Linked DNA regions of Homo sapiens: region 2 is linked to region 1. Evidence: read pairs that join two places in POLR2A ChIA-PET (ENCODE). Cell type or tissue: Panc1. All regions are shown on one strand. Each heading gives the region's core, and the rest is flanking DNA. Links, peaks and the distances in the headings are about the cores only. Region 1 overlaps MYBL2 (MYB proto-oncogene like 2). Region 2 overlaps TOX2 (TOX high mobility group box family member 2).

Region 1 (4,395 bases), core at 263-4,262:
CTAAGAAAGGCTGACTAAAGGGATAGGACAACTAAATGCAATGTCTGGTCTTAGACTGCATCATGGACAGGGAAAAATGGAATATAAACTGTAGATAAAGATCCTGAATTAGGCTTAAATTCCCTGGATTGAATATAACTTTATTGTGGTTATGTAAGCAAATGGCCTTATTCTTAGGAATCTATGCTACATAACTAACTCTCAAATGGCTCAGATGAAAGAAGTAATACACAGAGGTTGGGTGCAGAGGCTCACGCCTGTAATCCCAACACTTTGGGAGGTCGAGGCTGGTGGATCACCTGAGGTCAAGAGTTCGAGATCAGCCTGGCCAACATGGTGAAACCCTGTCTCTACTAAAAACAAAACAAAACAAAATTAGCCAGGTGTGGTGGCAGGCACCTGTAATCCTAGCTACTCGGGAGGCTGAGGCAGGAGAATTGCTTGAACCTGGGAGGCAGAGGTTGCAGTGAGCTGAGATCGCACCATTGCACTACAGCCTAGGTAACAAGAGCAAAACTCTGTCTCAAAAAAATTAAAAAATAAATTTTTAATGCTTAATAAACATTAAAAAATAAAAAGACCAGGTACAGTGGCTTATGCCTGTAACTCTAGCACTTTGGGAGGCTGAGGCAATTGGGTCCCTTGAGTTCCTGAATTCAAGGTTGCAATGGGCTATGATCACACCACTGCACTCCAGCCTGGGCAACACAACAAGACTCTAATAAAAAAAAAAGGGAGGGGGGAGGGGGCTGGGTGTGGCGGCTCACACCTGTAATCCCAGAACTCTGAAAAGCTCAGGCAAGAGGACCCCTTGAGTTCATGAGTTCAAGGTTGCAGTGAGCTATGATCACGCCACTGCACTACAGTCTGGGGTACAGAGCAAGACCCTGCTCATTTAAAAAAAAAAAAAAAAAAAAAATCACGCCTGTAATCCCAGCACATTGGGAGGCCGAGACGGGCGGATCACAAGGTCAGGAGGATCGAGACCATCCTGGCTAACACGGTGAAACCCCATCTCTACTAAAAATACAAAAAATTAGCCAGGTGTGGTGGCAGGCGCCTGTAGTTCCAGCTACTTGAGAGGCTGAGGCAGGAGAATGGTGTGAACCCGGAAGATGGAGCTTGCAGTGAGCCGAGACTGCGCCACTGCACTCCAGCCTGGGCTACAGAACGAGACTCTGTCTCAAAAAAAAAAAAAAAAAAAAAAAAAAAAAAAAAAAAAAAAAAAATATGCGGGGCGTGGTGGCTCACACCTGTAATCCCAACACTTTGGGAGGCCAAGGCAGACAGATCCCTTGAGCCCAGGAGTTCGAGACCAGCCTGGGCAAACCCCATCTCTATAAAACAAACGAACAAACAAAAAGTGAATTTTATTGTATGTAAATTATACCTTTATAAAATAAAGAAAAAAAGCTACCAAACTGGGAAAAAATAGTTACTACATGATAAAGGAGTAGCATCCTTAATATACAAATAAAATGTACAAACCAGTAACAAGATAAAAAAAAAAAAAAAAAAAGACAACCAAGCCAAATAACAAATTAACAAATTAAGGGGTAATTTGTTACTCACCCTCATTAATAGTAAAAGAAATGAAAACCAAAACAATGAATCAAAACATCACATTGCACACCATAAATACACGCAATTTTTTTTTTTTTTTTTTGAGATGGAGTCTCACTCTGTTGCCCAGGCTGAAATGCAGTGGCGCGATCTCGGCTCACTGCAAGCTCCACCTCCCAGGTTCACGCCATTCTCCTGCCTCAGCCTCCCTAGTAGCTGGGACTACAGGTGCCCGCCACCATGACCGGTTAATTTTTTGGGTTCTTTTTTGTATTTTTAGTAGAGATGGGGTTTCACCATGCTAGCCAGGATGGTCTCCATCTCCTGACCTCGTGATCCGCCTGCCTCAGCCTCCCAAAGTGCTGGGATTACAGGCGTGAGCCATTGCGCCCAGCCCTTGTTGTTTTTTGAGACAGAGTCTTGCTGTTACCCAGGCTGGCGTGCAGAGGCACACTCTCAGCTCACTGCAACCTCCACCTCCCAGGTTCAGGTGATTCTCATGCCTCAGCCTCCTGAGCAGCTGGGACTACAGGCGTGCACCACCACACCCGGTTAATTTTTTATATTTTTAGTAGAGATGGGGTTTCACCGTATTGGCCAGGCTGGCCTCAAACTCCTAGCCTCAAGTGATCCGCCCACTTCAGCCTCCCAAAGTGCTGGGAATACAGGCATGAGCCACCGCCCCTGGTCAATATATGCAATTTATTTGTCAATTATATTTTAATAAAGCTGAAAAAAAAAAGATCAACTCCAAAGTAATTCAATCAAAATAAGAACATGATAATGCATTTGTTGCTCATTAAAACTGGCAAAGATTTTTTTTCATATAACCATAGCCGGTATTGACAATAAGGCTGGAAACAAGCAGTCCTATATACCACCTATAGCAGGATTAAACAGTACAATCCCTTTGGCAGCAATTCGGCAATGCTTATGAAAACTTCAAATGTCCACACTATTTTACCCAATCATTCCACATCTATAAAATCAACCGGCCGGGCGCAGTGGCTCACGCCTGTAATCCCAGCACTTTGGGAGACTGAGGCGGGGAGATCACGAGGTCAAGAAATCGAGACCATCCTGGCCAACATGGTGAAACCCCATCTCTACTAAAAATACAAAAATTAGCTGGGCATGGTGCTGCATGCCTGTAATCCCAGCTACTCAGGAGGCTGAGGCAGGAGAATCACTTCAACCCGGGAGGCGGAGGTTGCAGTGAGCCAAGGTCACACCACTGCACTCCAGCCTGGCAACAGAGTGAGACCCCATCTAAAAACAAAAAAATCAACCACACAGTTCAGCAAATGTACAAAGAAACTGAACAATGATGATCATTATAGCATTGATGGAAATAGTAACAGATGTTTGACAATATAATGGTTAAATAAGATACGGCAAATTCAGGAATGTTGGAGATCTGAATACACATAACAACATGGAACGATATGTTAAATAGAAAAAGAAAGTTGTAAAAGAGTAAGACATCGTCTAATTTTAAGCCTGGTGTGGTGGCTCACGCCTGTAATCCCAGTATTTTGGGAGGCCAAGGTGGGCAGATCACCTGAGGTCAGGAGTTTGAGACCAGCCTGACCAACATGGAGAAACCCCAATTAGCCAGGCATGGTGGCACATGCTTGTAATCCCAGCTACTCGGCAGGCTGAGGCAGGAGAATCGCTTGAACCCGGGAGGCGGAGGTTGCGGTGAGCCAAGATCATACCACTGCACTCCAGCCTGGGCAACAAGAGCAAAACTCCGTCTCAAAAAAAAAAAAAAGTTGAGATGAGCAGGCTCAACCTTCTGCATTGCCCAATTCTATAAAGTTGTTAAGTTTTTGCAATGATCACGCATTACTTCTGAAGCAGAGGAAACAATTTTATAATAGCAAGCACTGACCAGTGAGTGGAGAAGTTGGGAGTGGTCCCATACACGAATTAACATGCAAAATTCTTCTGGCAGCAATCTAACAAAATGTATTAAGAGGTTTTTTTTCTTTTCTTTTTAAGACAGAGTCTTGCTGTCACCCAAGGCTGGAGTGCAGCAGTGCGAACTCGGCTCACTGCAACCTCCGCCACGCCAGTTCAAGTGGATTCTCAATTATCGTGCCTCAGCCTCCCGAGTAGCTGGGATTACAAGCCTGTGTCACCACGCCCACCTCAGCCTCCCAAAGTGCTGAGATTACAGGTGTAAGCCATGACGCCTGGCCTGTTTGCTTTTTCAAAGACAGAGTCTCACTCTGTTGAAATACTGGGCTCAAGTGAACTTCCTGCCCCAGGCTCCAAAGTAGTTGGAACTACAGGTGTGTGCCACCGCACCAGCTTTTTTTTTTTTTTGTAAAGACAGTCTCCCTATGTTGCCCAGACTGGTCACAAACTCCTGGCCTCAAGGAATCCTCCCAACTTGGCCTCACAAAGTGCTGGGATTACAGGAATGAGCCACCATACTCAGCCAAAAGGGTTCCCCCCACCACCAAATATATTTGTCCATCTCTAGGAATTTCTCAAGAAATAACTGCACAAAGAAGCAGTCATTTGGCCACAAGGGTGACTGTTAAGAGTTTTATCTCTAATAACAAAAAACCAGTAATACCCTTATCTACATCAGTAAGAAACTAGTTAAATAAATAGCACACCAGAAAGACCACATTGGAGAGACACGGGTAAGGCTGAAATCAACACAGGCCCGGCATGGTGGCTCATGCCTGCAATCCTAGCACTTTGAGAGGCTGAGGCAGGTGGATCACCTGAGGTCAGGAGTTCAAGACCAGCCTGGCCAAAATGGCAAAACCCCATCTCTACTAAAAATACAAAAATTTGCCAGGATGGTGGCGAATG
Region 2 (4,395 bases), core at 247-4,246, 330 kb before region 1:
ATAGGCTATTCTGAGCTAATTATAAATTCTCTGAAGCTGATCCTGAGCAGTTTGCTAATGCAGTGTTGAAATCTCTTTGGCCACCCTCATTTAAATTATTCATCAGGCCCTGCAACAGTTGTGAACTGTAATTTAAACAGTCAGCTCATGAATATTCAGTTAACACAACAAACACTGCCGTGTTTTACTGCCTCGCCGCTCAATATTTTGTATCCTCACCCGTGTTTACATGTTTTTATGAACTCTCGAGAAAAGTGTTGCCTGTGTTGAAGTGGCTGGTTAAGCCGAGACTGAAATGCCCAAGGTGGGGAGGAGGCGGCAGGAAAAGCTTCCCAGATCCTTTCCCAGGAGAGTTGTGGGTGCTCAGGGATGGGGCTCAGTGGCCTCACCCCACAGAAGAAGGAAGGAGGCCCAGAGAGGGTCAGAACCAGCCCTGAGGTCACACAGTGGACCTGAGGCACAGAAGGACTTGGAGTTCTGGGGTGGTTCCTACCGCCTAATTTACCACAATTTAATTGATGAAGGGGGTGTGGGGAGGTCTGGCCTGAGACAGTGTCAGGGAGGCAGAAGAAGCCACACATTTCCTGCTCTCCAGCACCCCCTTTTTAGGTTTATTACGGTTTATTTTATTTTTGAGGTAAAACAAATTCCTAGGGTTTTTTTAATCCATAATTTAAGAGGAATGCCCACTATTAATATCAAGGAGTAATTTTTAGTTCAAAATATGCTGTTTATCTTCTTTTTCCCCCTCTTCCCACCCTTTCTCCCTGAGTCCCCAAAGTCCATTGAGTCATTCTTATGTCTTTGCATCCTCATAGCTTAGCTCCCACTTATGAGTGAGAATATACGATGTTTGGTTTTCCATTCCTGAGTTACTTCACTTAGAATAATAGTCTCCAATCACACCCAGGTTGCTGCAAATGCCATTAATTCATTCCTTTTTATGGCTGAGTAGTATTCCATTGTGTGTGTGTGTGTCTATATATATATATATATATATCACAGTTTCTTTATCCACTCGATCGATGGGCATTTGGGTTGGTTCCACATTTTGCAATTGTGAATTGTGCTGCTATAATCACGCGGAAAGAAGTCATTATCCCCAGCCCCTTTTGGGCAATGGCCAAATGTTGACCAATCAGGTACAGCCGTTCAAGGCAACAGGCCATCTTAGAATCCAAGCTGGCTTAAAGATCAGAGTTCCCCCTACCCAGGACTCCATGGCCACGTCAGAGGACTATGTGTCCCCACCCCACCCCGCCAGGAGCTTTAGGGCCTCTCAACCTGTAAACAGTTTGGAAGGCTCCACAAATGGCTCCTCATTTATCCTCACATCCCTCCTCTGAGGCAGGCGCTATGATGGTTACCATTTTTTACAGATGAGAAAGCTGAGGCTGAAAGGGTGAAGAAGATTGCCCAGGATAGAGCTGGGGCTTGAGCTGGAATCTTCCAGCCCCAAGGTCCCTGCTCTCCTGATGGCATCAAATTACTCCTCCACTGAGGATCTGGGTTCTTTCTGAGAGTGGGGGAAGCTGTAACTCATTCCTCCCAAGGATCCAGACATGTGGTGGGAGGGGAGAAAATAACATTTTTCACACATAGGATTAGTTCAGATTTTTAAAAAGTTCTACAAAATTCAGTGCTGACATGAGGGGGAGAACTCTGATATCTCTGGCACCATGAGTGGGGGTGCAGCTGATGCAGAAGTTCTTGGCCCCTTCCTGGGCCCCCTTCACTGGAGCAGCAACCTGTCCCCCAGCTGCTGGGAACATCGGTTGGTGAAGGCTCTCAGCTGCCCCCTTCTTCAGAGGACACCACTTGCCAACAGGTACTGCAGCCCCAGGAGGTCACTCCATCCCCCAATCTCTGGCCAACGACGAATGGACATGGGGGTGCAAAGGCTACCCCTTTACCCTATGATGGGATCAACTGTGTGGTGCAATTTATGCTCCAGAACACCCCTGGGGGCAGGCAGAGGCTCGACGCATCCAAGGGAAACTTCTCTGTCTGCCTTAACATCTCTCCCTCCCTCTCCTGAGATCCCACCCTCAAAATATAATAATAATAAAATTTTTTAAAAAATCCTTTTCACCACTCCCAAAGAACCCATCCCAAGAGAGTTTATAATAGAAAAGATCAGAAATAGCCTAAATGTCCATCAACAGAAGGTTAAGTACATGATGAAACACCCATATGATGGAATGTTATCTAGCCACTAAAAGGAAGAGCAAGACCTGTAATTATGCACGTGGAAGTATACACATGATACACTGTTGCAGAAAATTGGCAGGTCCTAGAACTGCTCCAATAGAACACACTGGAAAGTACAGGAAAAGGCATCACATTCGGGTCCCATGTATGTAAATTTTGTACATATTTTTATATATTGTGTATATTATCTTTGTATATTGTATATCTTTGTATATTGTATATATTATTGTATATATTATCTTTGTGTATAATGCACAAAGATAAGACTGAAAAGATACTTAGTAAATGGTTGGGTTAATAATGATTATTTGTGGATGGTGCAGTTTTAACAATTTTTACTTCTTTGTATTTGTTGGTTTAATTTTTTTTTCACAGTGAACATGTGCCATTTTTTAAAAATCAAATCCACAAAGCTATGCTTTGGGAAGAAAGTAAAAGATGTAAGAAGACTTCATTTCAAAATTTATAGATGCAGCCAAAGCCATACTAAGAAAAAATGTACAGCCATAAACTTTTTATTATTAAACAATAAACAATAAAAGTAAATGAACTAAAGAATTCAAAATAAAAAATGTAAACATCTACAAAAAGAAAGAAGGGATTCATAAAGAGGGAAAACATTAAGAGAAAGAAAAGTAAGAGAATTGGAACACAACTCTGATGCTTAGTCCTCTGAATAAAATGAATAAAACAATGTAGATAAAGCAATAAGATGGATAAACCCTGGGTAAAGGTGAACAGAAAAGAGAGGGAGAAACCACCAATATATGACTTTAGCATTATGAATCAGGGTGTAATTATAGATACGAAGACCATAAAAGAGATAAGGTAATACTATATACAACTCCATGGTAATAACCGTATAGAGCTCAATGTAATAATCATCTTAGGAAGATGGTATAACCTCAATACAGAAGTATGAGATCTCAGTGTAGTAGATTACTCAGGAGAACTCAGTGTAATAGTCATCTTATAAAGATAGTGGAACCTCAATACAGAAGTATGATAAAGCTATCTTATAAAAAGCCACCACCGGATCAGAGAGGGGACGGGCTAAGGGAGAGGGGATGTGGCTGAGGAAGGAGGGAAGGGGGTGAGTGCTGGTGGCAGCCCCAAGACCAGAGGCAGCAATGAGGTTGTCATTTGTTAAGTTTCCCTGCAGAAGTGAGGGCCCACGGGACGTGGAGGTGCTGCTCACTGTCCTGCATGAGAAGCAGAGCTGTGTGGCAAAAGGGATGGACTGTGCTGGCCACCAAAATGTGGGACTCAGACCTTCTGTGCCAGGTGGCACTGATGCTGAGAGCACCAGCTGCAGCTCCTCGGCTCCCTGAGCATGCGCCTCCCAGGCCACGCTGGCCTGTGGTCACGCCCAGTCAGTGTCTGAACACATTGGTGCTTAAGGCAGGTCCATTTGGGGAAGGTGTGCAGCTCTTCTGATGGGCAGCTTTGGTTTGAGGACTCCCCATTGGCCTGGCCAATCTTTCTTAAAACTGATGCAGTCCAAGATGCTTCCTGTCCAGTCCTTGCTACCCAGATCTTCCTATCCAGTCAGTCCTTCTTTCCCTCCTTTTTTTTTTTTTTTTTTTCTGAGATAAAGTCTAGCTCTGTCACCCAGACTGGAATGCAGTGGTGCGATCTTGGCTCATTGCAAACTCTGCCTCCCAAGTTCAAGTAATTCTCCTGCCTCAGCCTCCCAAGTAGCTGGGATTACAGGTGTTCACCACCACATCCAGCTAAATTTTTGTTGTTTTAGTAGAGGCAGGGTTTCACCATGTTGGCCAGGCTGGCCTTGAACTCCTGACCTCAGGTGATCTGCTCGCCTCGGCCTCCCAAAGTGCTGGGATCCCTTCCTTCCTTCCCTTCTGTCCCTTCCTTCCTCTATCTTTCCCTCCTACCTCACTTCCTTCCTTCTTTCTTCCCTTTCCTCCCTCCTTCCCATCCTTTTTCCCTCTGGTTTCAGACCTATATCATGGTCTGAAGCTTCCCCCCTCCTCTGGCCTTCTCTTCCTCCCCCCACCTCCCTTTCCCTCTCTCTCTCCTCTTACATATCTAATCCCGTCTGGTGCCTGTTTCTTGGTAGACTCCAACTAATGTACAACTAGAATCTGTCTCTGGGAGAAAAATTGTACCTGTTTGATAGAAACACACTGAGGACCTGCTTGGGGTGGAGGGTGGATCCCAAGG

Evidence for each region. Peaks named below come from ENCODE experiments on the same cell type or tissue, not always from the same donor. Only the 100,000 strongest peaks of a DNase experiment are listed, where the experiment ranks them.
Region 2: POLR2A ChIA-PET joins it to region 1 with 5 read pairs; 2 of 35 experiments call an interaction of 5 or more read pairs at or near these places.

The regions. Positions count from the first base shown.
Region 1 is chr20:43,695,186-43,699,580 of GRCh38, reverse strand. The region is part of intron 6 of MYBL2 (MYB proto-oncogene like 2); the gene reads right to left. Among named protein-coding and RNA genes, the nearest start is that of GTSF1L, 30 kb to the left of the region's middle. In Panc1, for the core only: no CTCF peak of the experiment used is centred there; no DNase peak of the experiment used is centred there.
Region 2 is chr20:44,022,834-44,027,228 of GRCh38, reverse strand. All of the region lies in intron 3 of TOX2 (TOX high mobility group box family member 2), which reads right to left. Among named protein-coding and RNA genes, the nearest start is that of TOX2, 110 kb to the right of the region's middle. In Panc1, for the core only: no CTCF peak of the experiment used is centred there; no DNase peak of the experiment used is centred there; H3K27ac peaks cover 614 bases.